Linked DNA regions of Homo sapiens: region 1 is linked to region 2. Evidence: chromatin contacts called from ENCODE Hi-C data. All regions are on one chromosome and are shown on one strand. Each heading gives the region's core, a stretch centred on a gene start or an enhancer-like site at or near the end of the contact. The rest is flanking DNA. Distances are from core to core; before and after follow the strand shown.

Evidence for each region. Hi-C counts contacts between places; a loop is a spot of excess contacts on that map. Pooled maps may share reads with other maps.
Region 1: a pooled map shows a loop between it and region 2 (14-fold over the local background). The contact joins the promoter of ARF1 here to the promoter of MIA3 in region 2. A Hi-C loop is called at or near these places in 5 of 50 pooled maps.

What each region holds. Positions count from the first base shown.
Region 1 is chr1:228,081,321-228,088,245 of GRCh38, forward strand. It overlaps ARF1 (ARF GTPase 1), which reads left to right and starts at 1,388. Exons shown (of 5, transcript NM_001658.4): 1 at 1,388-1,445. RefSeq lists silencers at 685-814, 825-1,644, 1,675-1,774.
Region 2 is chr1:222,613,286-222,619,672 of GRCh38, forward strand. MIA3 (MIA SH3 domain ER export factor 3) reads left to right here and starts at 4,812. Exons shown (of 28, transcript NM_198551.4): 1 at 4,812-4,958. The coding sequence starts at 4,826. RefSeq lists a cis regulatory region at 3,222-3,804, silencers at 4,610-4,679, 4,850-5,109 and enhancers at 4,630-5,512, 5,793-5,852.

The DNA of each region.
Region 1 (6,925 bases), core at 138-2,637, 5.5 Mb after region 2:
AACCCCCGTGAAATGTCCGCACATGGCCCCGCTCTGGCTGAGCAGGGAGAGGCAGCACAACCAGAAGGTTCCACAGGCATCCACAACCCTCCCTGGGGCTTTCCAAGAGTATCTGAGATGCCTGTAGGGTGGGAGACGTCCTTCCCCTAAACAGACAACCCTGCCACAGCTTCACAGAGGTGAGATTTCGGAAGGGAGCCCCAGGCAGAAAAAGGGACTAAATTTGGGGGCAGGAGGGTCACCGCTTTTGGGGACCTTCGTAGCCCCCGCAGGTGCAGCCCTGGGGGAGAGATCTGCCCATCGCAGCCTCCAGAGGCAGTGAGGACGCCCTGCCCAAGGGGCAAGCAACGTAGGTGATGGGGGCAGCAAAGGGGCGCAGGAGGCCTGGGCCAGGCCCAGTGATCCCACCCCTCAGGCCCTGCCCCCGGGCCTCGGCCTGCACAAATCAGGTTGATTCCCGACCTCCACAATACCCAGGGCACTGTGCTGCAGGGACACTTTCCCACAAGCCCAACCCCTCACAGCAGCACAAGGGAAGAGGCAAGAAGACCTGAGGGTGGTGGGCAGAGCCAGGCCTCCAGCACACGGAACACAGAGGGACTGCAACGGTCCTCTGTTCAGGTGCCTGAGAGCGGGATCTCCTCCGCCTCAACTGGATCTCAGCTTAAAGGCCAGCTCATTAGAGACCACTGTGACCTCCCTTCTGGGCGGCCGTCCCCAACCCTGGGCCCCACCCCCACGGCCCCCGCCTCACCCCGGGGTCCCCAGGCCACCTCCTCCTTTGCTTCATCTGCGGCCAGCTCCCCGGCGTCTGCTCCGGGCCCAGGTATGAGCCCGCGCGTCACTGCGGCCGCCGGGGCGCCGAGGCCAGTGCGGGGACACAGCAAGCCTCCCGCCTTCGGACCTTCCGCCGTGGCCCCGCGAGTGCCACAGGTTTCCACAGGGCCGGGGCACGTGGACCCGCGCAGCCTGGGAGCCAGGAACCCCAACCCCGGCGAGGGGCGCCTCGCACCCCCGTCCTCACGCAGTCCCCGAGGCCTCCCGGTGACTGCCGGGTGTGGGAGGAGGAAGGTGGCAACCAGCCCCGCAGCTCCAGTTGCTGCAGGAGCCCCCCGGGCCTCAGTCTCCAAATACGCCAAACGGGCGGGAGTGAGCCACAGGCTGTCTTCGCGGAAGACTCACAGGCGCAGGCGCAGACGGGTGCGCGCCCCTAGGGTGCGCGCGAGCTAAGACCGCGGCCCGGGGCAGGGTGTCCCCGGCCCCGCCCCCTGCAGCCCTACCGGAGCCAGCGCGCCTGCGTCGCGGGCGCACGGTGGGCGGAGTTCCCGGCGTCTCCGCCCCTTACCCGGCGTGCCCCGCGCCCGGAGGCGCTGACGTGGCCGCCGTCAGAGCCGCCATCTTGTGGGAGCAAAACCAACGCCTGGCTCGGAGCAGCAGCCTCTGAGGTGAGGGCGAGGGGCGCGGGCCGGTGTGGGCCGCAGAGACGTTGGAGCCGGCGGGGGCTGGGGACTGGCCTCGGGGCGACTTGAGGTTCGCGAAGGGCACGTCGACCCCCGCGGCGGCGGCGGCGACAGGGCCGGGCCGGGGGCGGACGCAGACGGGCCGGGCTGAGGCTGGGGCCCGGCCGGAGTCGGGGCTGGGCGGACGGGCGGGTCGGTGAGCTCCTCGCACCCCTCACAGGTTCCCGAAGTCGCTCGCGGCCGCTTGTCCTCCTCTGCCTGTCCCTGCCCCCGCCCGTCGCCCGGAAGTCCGCTTGGACGCCGGGCTCTTCTCCAGGAAACCTGGGCTTCCTGCTTCCCTCGCCTCTGCCTTTCTCGTTTCCCGAGGCCGCCCGCGCGTGGACGGTTGGGATTAGCGGCCGCGGGGGCCGGTGGGGGTCGTGGGGCCTCCCCCACCCGAGTACAGGCGAGCGAGCGGCATCCGGGCGGACCCCCGCCTCGGGGACCGGGAAACTGAGGCTCGGGCGGCCTGAGACGCCGTCAAGGTCATGTAGGTGGTGGGGGCTTGCATCTTCGCCTCCCGACTCCATCCAGTTCGTGTTTGCTGTGAAGACGGTACCGGGTCAGGGGTGGTGAGAGCGGGCGGGCAGGTGGACAGGAACCCCGTGCCCTTCCCTGTCTGCTGAACGGAATGCGTGGACCTCCGGGGGAGCCCAGAGTGCCTCCCTTCACACCAGTGAGACGCAATTTGGGGTCAGCACTCAGGGCACCGGTGGCCTCCAGAGGGCCGGTCGATCTTCGCTTTAACTCCAGGGTGGTTTCCTTGACGTTGTCGGCAGTAGATAAGAAGGCCTCTTCTGAGCTGGTGAATCTTTAACCTACCTGAATCTTTAACCTGCCTGCGGAACGACCTGCTCGCAGACTCTAGGCCGCAGAGGCCGGCCCCAGCGCTCTCTCGGAGCACAGCCTGGGTGGTTACGGCGTGTGAGATTGGGGCTGGACAGCCGTGCGCACCTAGAGTGTTAAATAACCATTCCGACGGCACCTCCTGGCACTCCCTTTCAGTCCAGGCAGCCAGTTGCTGCTTTGCAGGAATTGAGCAGAAATGCACTCGGAATCGCGGGCAGGAAAAGAAGGGAGGTCGGAGGCTTTGGATGGTCCCCGAAGTCGCCGCCTAGTTGAGAGCTGTAGAGTTGGTGCCACTGCCCCTGTTGGAGTGGGCAGTTGTAGTTCTTGTTTCAGAACTAGTGGTCAGCAGTTTTCTTTGCCGGCTGTTGCAAGGCTGGTGGTTCTGGCGTTTTCCGCAGTGTGTTGGGAGGAGTGTGAGATGCCGCGGTGCAGTTGTGTGCGGCCCCTGTGGCCCTCTGCTGTTGCGTTAGCCATTGTCTAACACGTGTGACCGCATGGATGGTGTCCTCATTTAATTTGAATTTTCACCAGCACTGCCTAGGTAGCCAGAACCATAAGGTCCTGAAATGCCGTACTATTAGCTGGGTCCAAAATTGAGAAGAATTGAGTAGTGTAAATGTTAGTCACACATCTCATTGGACACATTGTTAGAGTGTGTTGTCCATGTTTTCACATGTTGGTAGACTGGAGAATAGCTGTCACTTGTCTTCAGGCGTATCTTGTTGAAAATAAATCCAAATCACTGCAGCAGTAGGAATATGCTGTTGCCTGTGAGGCAGATTTTCGGATTTGCTAGTTGAAAAAGATTTGAAACAGTTGGTTTGGACAACAGCTGAGTCACACAATGACTGTGAGTGAAAAGCAAAAACTGGTTCTGTGCCCCTCACAGTTCTGGTTTTGTACATCATGTGGTCTAGCTATGGGCTGTACCTCTTGCACAATATGGAGAGGACATTCAGACATCTTCAACTGCTCATCTGCCCCTACGGACCAGACAGGCTTGAAACTATAGGAAGATGCATTTGACCTTTCATTTTTCAGTTCAGTAGAATTTAATATGGACTGTCAGCCGCTGCGGTGATCATGGAAGTAGACCTAAGAGAAAAAAACTTGTGCAAGTTCACACGTGGAGTAGTATATGACCATGGTTTCAGAGAACTGAAGCAGTTCTTTTTAGATTCTTCAAATTAAATGTCTCCTTGGTGTATTTAAACCTGCTGTTACTCACAGGCCAGGCTCCACCAAGCTTTCCTACACACTTCTTCCTGAGCTGTGACCATTCTCCTGAGCAAGAGGCTGCAGCCAGCCTGGGCTGGCGGGCCCATACTGTCTCTCATAGGCATTCTCTCCCCTTGACCTTTCACCTCCGTAAATTCAAGAGGGTGAAAGGAAATAGAGTGCACTGTCAAAGATAATTGGGAGAGAAACACGAAAAGGCCTCGCAGTGGGGATCTTAAATTATGAGAACTTGTGTTTTCTGTGTTGTGCCTGCTCCTCATTGGCGTGGATGGTTGGTAGGGGCATTCTGCCCGTAGCGTCTGAAGTGGTCTTTTGGAAAAGATTTGGCCCCTTCATGTTGGGATTCCAGGACTTGCCTTCATCCTCAGGTTAATATTCTCCTGTGATTGTTACAAGCTCTCTAAGGCATAGTTGCATTTATTGCCTTACAGCTGCGCAGCTGCCGCACCGTCCAGATAGGTAGTTTCACATTCTCAGGTGGGTCAGATGACCTTGTTAGCGACTTGACAGACATGTCCTGGATGCTCTTTGTTCCCAGGAGGCTCTCAGGTCCTCCCCCAGGGTCCTGTCACTCAGCCACCTACAGGGATGGGGAGACAGTGAGGCTGGCTGATAAGCCATAAAGTCCTTGACTAATCCTGGTTTCCTGGTTCTCACACAGTGGTAACAAGGGCTTGCAGCCGGTTGTCAGCCAACAGACTGGGAAGGGTGGTGCTTCTTACAGGCCCTGATAACAGGAGAAGCCTAAATGACAAGAGAAGAGACAGGGAAAGCATAAAAGGCAGGCAGATTTTCACAGGCACAGCAATTGAAAATGATTCTGTTTAGAAGGCAGACATTCTCCCACACCCTTGAGGCCCAGGGCTCACTGCTGGTGTACAGCATGAAGTGGACAGGAGAGTTGATTCAGTCCATGAACATTTCAGGAAGTTAGAAGTCTATAGTTGTGGATTGCAAAATACATATCTGGCCTGCCTCCCATTTCCTGGCTAAAATACTTGGAATCTCCGAAGTGATGATGTCTTTTTGTACCCTAATGAGTTGACCAGTGATGGGCAGCCCCTACGAAACTTCAGGGTAGGGCTAGTCACAGGGCCAAGGCAGGATTAGAGGGTTTCAGCCCCACCCTCCAATTTTCCCAGAGTGGAGAGGGACTGAAGATTGAGCTGGTCACCAATAGCCAATAATTTAATCAATCACACCTATACCATGAAGTCACACTTTTGCCTTCAGTAGTTAACAGCATCTACAGCCCCGTGTTTCCACATTTGTACAAAGGAATGTTCAGACTGAACCACACTTAAGTACAATTTTGAAACAGCATGAGGCTGGGCGTAGTGCCTCACGCCTGTAATCCCAGCACTTTGGGAGGCTGAGGCGGGTGGATCATGAGGTCAGGAGATTGAGACCATCCTGGCGAACATGGTGATACCCCGACTCTACTAAAAATACAAAAAAATAGGCCAGGTGTGGTGGTGTGCACCTGTAGTCCCAGCTACCCGGGAGGCTGGGGCAGGAGAATGGCGTGAACCCGGGAGGTGGAGCTTGCAGGGAGCAGAGATCGCGCCACTGCACTCCAGCCTGGGCAACAGAGCGAGACTTTGTCTCAAAAAAAAAAAAAAGAAAAAAAAGAAACAGCATGAAATTCCTTGTTGATGGGAAATACCCGAAAGGCCTGCCTGGGTTTTCAGAGAGCTTCCAGAAAGCTGAATTCATGGAGGTTCCTGGAGAATGGCACAGCCAGGAGGGAAAGGTAGCGCCGTGTCTCTTCCCTCATACACCGCCCACTGCATCTCTCCATCTGTATCCTTTGTAACATCCTTTATGAAAAACCAGTAACCTTTAGTGTTTTTCTGAGTTCTGTGAGCCACTCTAGCAAATTAATTGAACCCAAGGGGAAGGAGTTATGGGAACCCTGATTTATAGATGGCTGTCCAGAAGCACAGGTAAAATAACCTGGAGTTTGTGATTGCCTCCAGGTAGACAGTGTCAGAATTGAACTGAATTAAACGACACCTAGCTGGTGTCTGCTGCAGAACGCAGAACTGGTTGCTTGCTTGGCATGTAGGGAGAAACCCCTGCTCATGTGGTGTGAGAAGCGACCTGTGTTATAAGAGTGTGTGAGAAACTGAGTTTGGGTTTTCCTATGTCCTCAAAATAGTATATTTTGAAAGCCTTCTAGGCAGAATGTATTAAAATAGTTTTTACTCCCTGAAGGGATGCCAGCAAGCTAGAAAGATTCATTTCCAAAGGGCTTCCAGTGGTAGCATGGCTAGACATGAGACATCTTTCCATTTGTGTCATACAGCAAGTTATTTTTGCAGTACCATATACGCTATGCGGGAAACTTTTAAGTATTTTATAGGTTTGATTTAGGTACAAATGGCCAAGAAGCTATCATCTATACTCATCCTGGGGATTGGGAACGGAGGCAGTTAGATGTGCCTGTGCTTTGTACCTTCTGTAGATGGGAATGCAGTTGCTCACTCACCAATCAAATTTATTGATTTATATTTAAAATACTATGAATACATCTTCTGGCAATTTTGGTGGTGACATTTTCCTTAAAATATTTGTACTAGCCAGGCACTGTGGCTCACACCTGTGTAGTGCAATCTACTTGGGAGGCTGAGGCAGGAGAGTGGATCACTTGAACCTAGGAGGTCAAGGTTGCAGTGAGCTGTGATCATAACCACTGCACTCCAGCTTGAGTAACAGAGCAGGACCCTTAGCTCTTAAAAAAATTTATACCTACTCATCAGCTGAGGACCTGGGGGCAGGTTTAGAAAACAGATTTTGAACACACATCCTTCCCTCCCTCTTGTGTCTGACATCACTGAGCTGCCACACTTTTGCCTTCAGTAGTTAACAGCATCTACAACCCCATTTTCCCACATTTTTATGGTCAAAAGAATGTTCAGACTGACCCACACATGAGTACAGTTTTTAAAAAGCATGCAATTCCTTGTTGATGCGATAGGTTTTTCGTGACGAACTTAATTTTTAGGGAAAGCACATCTGCAGATGTGTACAGTTGATCTTCATGAGCCCTATGGGCCTGATAAACATTCTTTTGCCATTGTTTTCTCCTCTCCTTGGTGGTGAGTCACTTGTGCAGTGCCCAGCGGAAGAGGGTGGGAGGCTGGGGAGGAAGGCCTGTTCTGGGCAAAGGAAGCCCTGCTTGATGAGCATGAGGCTCCACGGGGGCAGTGGCTGTGACGGTGAGTGCCACACAGAGCTGCCCACACTGGTGGAGGGAAGGCAGGGAGATACCAGGACCATCCGGAAGGGGCTGAGTGTCATTTGACAGGTGCCATGTGAGCAGAGATGTGAAGGAG
Region 2 (6,387 bases), core at 3,562-6,061:
ATCATTTCTATTGATCGATTTCTCTTCATTATGAGTTGCATTTTCTTACTTCTTTGCATACCTTATAATTTTTCACTGCATTCCAGACATCATGAATTTACCTTGTTGAGTGTTAGATATTTTTGTATTCTTTTAAATATGCTAGAAGTTTATTCTGGAATGCAGTTAATTTACTTGGAAGCATTTTGATCTTTTCAAGGCTTGCTTTTCAGTTTTGCTAGGCAGGACCAGGGTAGCCTCTAATCTTGGGCTAATTTTTCCCTCTTACTGAATATTATACTTGATGCCCTGTTTATTACAGATTTTTCTACTCTGGCTGGTGATAATACAAACTGTTCTGCACTCTAACAATTGTCTCTTCCATTCCTCCCTGGTGTTCTTTTCCTGGCATCAGCTAGCTCCTCACACACATATGCTTATTGTTACTCAGCTGAAGACTTGAAGGAAATCCTCTGTAGATCTCTGGAGTTCTCTCTGTACAATTTTCTCTTCTCCGTGTAGCATTTTTTTTTCCTCTCTTGGACTTTGCCCTGTGAACTCTAGCTACATTGGCTTCCTCAAACTCTCAAATCTGTCTCTTTAACTCAAGAAGATTTCCTATTTGAGTTTCCCTTCCCTAGCTGTGTCCTGGAAACTCTCCAGGCAGTAAGCAAGGGCAATCATAGCACTCATCTCATCTGTCAAGTTTATCTTAGGGATTACTGTTCTATATTGCTTATTGTCCAATGTCTGACAGTATTTCCTATATTTTGTCCAGATTTTTAGATGTTTAATGTGAAAGGGTAAATCCTGTCCCTGTTACTCCATCTTGGATGGAAGCTATAGTCCTCAATAAATGTTTGACTCCATTCTCTAAACACTGAGTGATTTTATCATTGGCAATAGATTCTATCATTGGCAATAGATTTTATCATTGGCAATAGATTCTAGGTTCTTACTGGTAACTTCAGTGTTAGACCTTCTGGATGTTCATGGCTAGGCACCATGGCAAGTTTACAATGATATATGTTATTGCGATGTCTCCTATTTGTTTCAGTTATCTCTTGTTTTCTCATTTAGACTGCAAATTCCCTGAGGTCAGAAACCCTCCAATGTTACATTTCTATGTATCTTCCACCCAAAACTAGGCAAATTTATTTTTAACTCTTACTTAATCTTTACCCATTTGAAAATTCCATTTGAAGTGTTACCAAATAATACATGTAGGATTAGAGTTTATGTTAAACATCAATGCCACATATTCAAACGCTATGAGTGAAAATGAATTCTGATTCATCCCCTAATTTTATATATGCTAGGAGGAAGAACCACCACCCCTACCTTCACTATGGTCAGCTGAGAACTGTCTTCTAATTATCCACCAGGCTTGTCAATATCTTTTTAAGAAAATGATTTTTTCAAAAATGTAAATAAATCAAAACCCTATAAAATCTACACACTTAAGTAGCTAGTTCTTCAGTAACAGAGAGCTCTGACCTTTCATGTAAAAGCTTTTGTAAATATTAGTCAAAGTGAATATTATTCACTTTGTAAAGTAATAATATTCGATTAGATCATGTTGGAGTTTTGTTTTTTTCATCAATTAATTGTTATTAATTCTAATCTAAGGAGAAATAAGATAAAATCATGTTTTAAATCTGCTTTAATATTCTGGTAGTATATTGGGAAAAAATACATGCTATTTCATCCACTCCCTCTGCAACAAATACACCCTCATTCAACAGTAAATACATTTCAGGTTCTGTCCTTGGCGGTAAGGATGCTACTGAGGGGAAGACACCAAATGCCTTGTTTTCATGGTATATTCCCTTTTGGTACTATTCATTTTATGGAGGCTTTATTTAGGTTAATAGCATAATATATTTATAATGTGTGAAGATCTGTGGGTTTATTCAACAAATCATTTGTTGAGTACCTTATATATTCCAGACATTGTTCTAGGCACTGATATTACAGCAGTGAACAAAACAGACAAATCCGCTGCTTCCATGGAGCTTATATTGGAGGTTGGGTGGCAGTAAAGTAGATAAACATAAGGCAGGTGGTAAACGCTCTAAAGAAAAATAAAGCACAGTGATGAGCCAGCTAGTCATGAGAAGGAGTTCTGTTTTACGTAGGGGTATCAGGGAAGGCCTCACTTGTAAGATATGGCACTGTTACAGAGACACGATGAAGTGAGGAAACTAGTTAGCCAGGCAGACTATTTGGGGAATTATTCCAGGCTGACGGAAAATTGCAAGTGCAGATACACGAATGCAGGATTAGGCTTGGTGTATCTGAGTGGAACCAACAGAGCAAGGGAGGAGTGTTAGGAAATGAGGGTAAAAGGGCAGAGGAGTAAAATTAAATAAGACAGTGTACTCCATAAAAAAGTAATTGCATTTTACTTGGAAATGGGAAGCCATGGGAAGGTTATGAGCAGGGGAGAGGCATGACCACATTTATTTCATAAAACAATTGCTTTAGCTACTATTGAGACTATGACTTTGGAAGGGCAAGAGCAGAAGCAAGAACATGACAAGGCTATTGCAGTTATTCAGGTGAGAGATGGGTGGCCTGGCCTGCACTGCTGGCACTGGAGATGGGGAGAAGTGGTCAGATTCTGAATGTATTTCAAATGTTTATGCTGAGTGAAAGAGTCAGACAAAAAAAGAATGTATACGATATTATTCCATTTATATCAAATTCTAGAAAATGCAAACCAATCTGCAGTGACAGAAGGTTGTCTGAAGACAGCTGGGACAAGGGAGGGAGGGATTATAAAGGATCATGAGAACTCTTTCAGAGGTGATGTTGATGAATATGTTAATTAACTTCATTGTGGTAATGGTCTCATGGGTGTAGACATATGTCAAAAATTATCATTGTACACTTTAAACATGTGCAATTTATTGTAGGTTAATTATACTTCAACAAAGCTATTAAAAAAGACATGGGATTGTCTGATGGATTGGACTTGGGTGTGAGAAAAAAGAGGTCGAGGATGGTTTGTATGTTTTTGGCTTAAGCACCTAGAAGATAGGAATTAAATTGTCATTCCTATTCCTCAAATAGGGAAGACCGAAAGGAGCAGAGTTTGAGAGAAAAAGATAAAGAGTTTGGTTTTCAACATATTGTTAGAGATGCCTATTAGACACATCTAAGATATTAAAACAAATAAATACACAGTAGAAAAGAAATGAAGAATGAACAGAACTACTACTTGGATAGAAAGTGCTTGTCCGTGACCTTACCAAATGTATATTTCTCAAGACAGCATTGGAATTACATTGGCCCAGTAGGAACTCTCACGGCTCCTACAGACAAAAATTTGTGAGCATCTGTTTACCGTTTTTTCCTTATTCGATATAATGGATTGCACAGACAAGCCACATTCTTTCTTCTTGCTTTTAAGTAATACGATTTGTTTGGGAAACCAGCTGCTGGGTTTGTTGTTCAAGGTTGATGAGTAACCTTAGAGATTGCAATGAGAAGCTGCTGGTCACAGACAGATGCCAAGTTCTTCAACCAGGGCTGGAGAGCATTGTAGCCACTCTTCTGGAGAGCATTGTAGCCACTCTTCTCTGGGCTGACCTGCTCATGCAGTCCCCCGCTTTTTTAACTGCACATATAAATCATCCAGTTATAGTATGATTTAAATAAGATTTTGCTTCCCTGCTCAGAAAGAAAGTACAAAAATTGCTTGTTGCTTGATGGAGGCTTTACAGAGCTGTGATTAAAAAGGAGCATACTACCTGGGTTTGAATCTTAGCTCCATCACTCACTAGGTGTTTGAATGCCTTAAGGTAGTCATCTCTGAAATGGGGATCATAATAGGACCTACTACTCTAAGGTGCGATTGTTGTGAAGATTAATCTTAATTCTGGCATGAAATAAGTATAAAATGGAAGCTCATCACACTGTTATTAAATTAATTTACTTTTTTCCTATGGATATAGATCTAGGAATCTCAAGATCTCAGCCCAAGGACCATTACCCATTTCTATCAACGACCAAGCAGGCCACGGGCTCTGATTTATATCCTCAGCCCCCTATTCCACTCACCTCCCCCTTTCTTAATCAAAGAGCACCACGGGATGGTGCCCCCAAGGAAGCCCTGGGAGGCTGAAAAGGAGGGAGCCTGAAACCAGAGACTAACAGTGGCAAATCGCGGGTGGGATTTGGCAGTTCAGAAAAGGAGGTACCATGCCAAGAGTGGGGGTAGCGGGGTGAAGTAGCGGGGTGAAGTGGGGGGCTGGTTCGGGACAGGCCACAAACCAGAAACTGCGAGAAGGCGCCAGAAGGGACCTGTTGAGATGGCGCAGGGTTGGGGGACCCAAGCGCGCGGGGAGGGGTGAACTAAGAATGGAGTCACGCGGAGGTGCTGCGAGGGACTGGGGCAAAGGCAGGTGATTGGGCGAGGGAGTCCTGGTTGCCACGGCAGCGACCAGAGGAGAAGGCTTCGAGGAGAGGAGGAGGCTGCTGTCAGTCCTCCTCCTGGAGGTCTCCCGCATCCCTCCTAGAGCCTCTGCTGACGTGTCAGTCGGAAACTGCTCAGACCTTCGCGGGCGCCGCCCCTCTGCGCTTGTCTTCCCACATGCCCCCGGCGCTCCGCCTGGTCCCTGCCCGCGTCCCTGCCCCCGTCCCTGCCCCCGTCCCTGCCCCCGTCCCCGCCCCGTCCCCGCCCCCGCCCCCGCCCCCGTCCCCGCCCCCGTCCCCGCCCCGTCCCCGCCCCAGCCCCCGCCCCAGCCCCCCCGTCCCCGCCCCGTCCCCGCCCCCGTCCCGCCCCTCTGCGCCCGCCCCGGCCTCCTCCTCCGCGTCACCGGCTCCCCGAGGTGACCACAACATGGCTGCGGCGCCTGGGCTGCTCGTCTGGCTGCTCGTGCTCCGGCTGCCCTGGCGGGTGCCGGGCCAGCTGGACCCCAGCACTGGCCGGCGGTTCTCGGAGCACAAACTCTGCGCGGACGACGAATGCAGCAGTGAGTGCGCTGGAGGGGCGGCTGGCCTCGGGGCGGCTGGCCTTGGGGTCTCCGCCGGCCCCGGGGGTCTCCGCGGCGGCGCCGCCTGGGCTGTGCGGGGACGGGAGTTCCGCAGCCCCTGGCCGGCCCGGGGGTCGCAGGCGGGATGGGCTGAACGCGGGGGTGGGCGCGCTCCGGGTCCCTGTGTCTGCCTTCTCCCGCTCTGCCTGCGCCCGGCCCCTCGGGCCTGACCATGGGGGCTGCACCTCCCACTTGTTGCCAGCGTTTTATTTTTCCTCTGCTGAGGCGGGGGGTTGCTTGCGGTGGTCCCCGGCTTCCCCAATAGTGGCTCACAGCGTCCCCTTCCCACCCCCCCAATCCGCCTGGGCTCGGAGGGTAGATGTGGTTGCGCGCCGCGCGTCTGGGCTCCCCACGCCGCAACCAAAGCTTTCCTGCCCGCGCTGCGGGGACCTCGGTGGGTGCATCACCCCGGCAGATGCGCTAAGGGCTCGGTGGGCGTTTTCCCAGTGGCAGGTTGATGGTGGGGTTTGTTTGGAAAGGCTCCCTGGCGCTGCTCCTTTGCCCTTCTGCTTTATTGGGATTTGGGCTTGTACCGCCTTTTGAACAGGAATTGGGAGTTTAGGTTTGGGACGAGTCTGGAGTCCAAGCACTCATTGTATTCCGAGGTCTCTGCCCCGACTTTGATCAATCCTGTCGTTTCTGTGCTTGGAAGCCGCCTTGCAGACTGCTAGGCAGGACTGCAGGAAGACCAAAATCTTTCGCTCTGCAGAGACCGAGGATCTGCACCGGCCACCTGGGACCGGCAGCCTCCTCTTCTGTGCGCAGGAAGCGGAATTGCTCTCCAGTCTGGGATTGGAGGTGGGCGGTGGAGAGGGCACAGATCTTCAGGCTCAGATGAAGAAGGTTATTACAGGAATGACAGTAAATACTCCAAGGGTCTCATAAGCCAAGCTTGGTTTAGCCTTAGCCGCTTGCGTGTTGAAACCTCTTCCCTCTATGTTCGCCGGACCAGGATCATTTTAGGGCCTCCCAGACCGTCTCAACCTTGTAACTTACTGATAGCCACTGCAGAAACGGTTTTTCATACACTGTTAAGCAATGCCTATAGAAACGTATTCATTTTAAGAAGGCCAAGAACTCTATGGTTTAGCTATTTATATTCAAATTGATGTTATCAAAACCGAATTTCATAATATGAACTGTTTGTATCTCTACAACACTAATCAAGAAAAGAGATCTCTAATGAGTGTGAAGCCATTCCTAGAGATAACCCTGTGGTTGATGTAAATAAACACTACAAAAGCGGTACAACTGCCATGATTTTTCCCTTTAGTTTTCTTGGGTCAAAGCCACGCTGTTACCCATTTGCCGTTGGCAATGGCAAGATAGTTGGTATTCTTTGCTTGCAAGCATTGCCCTGCCTGGGTTC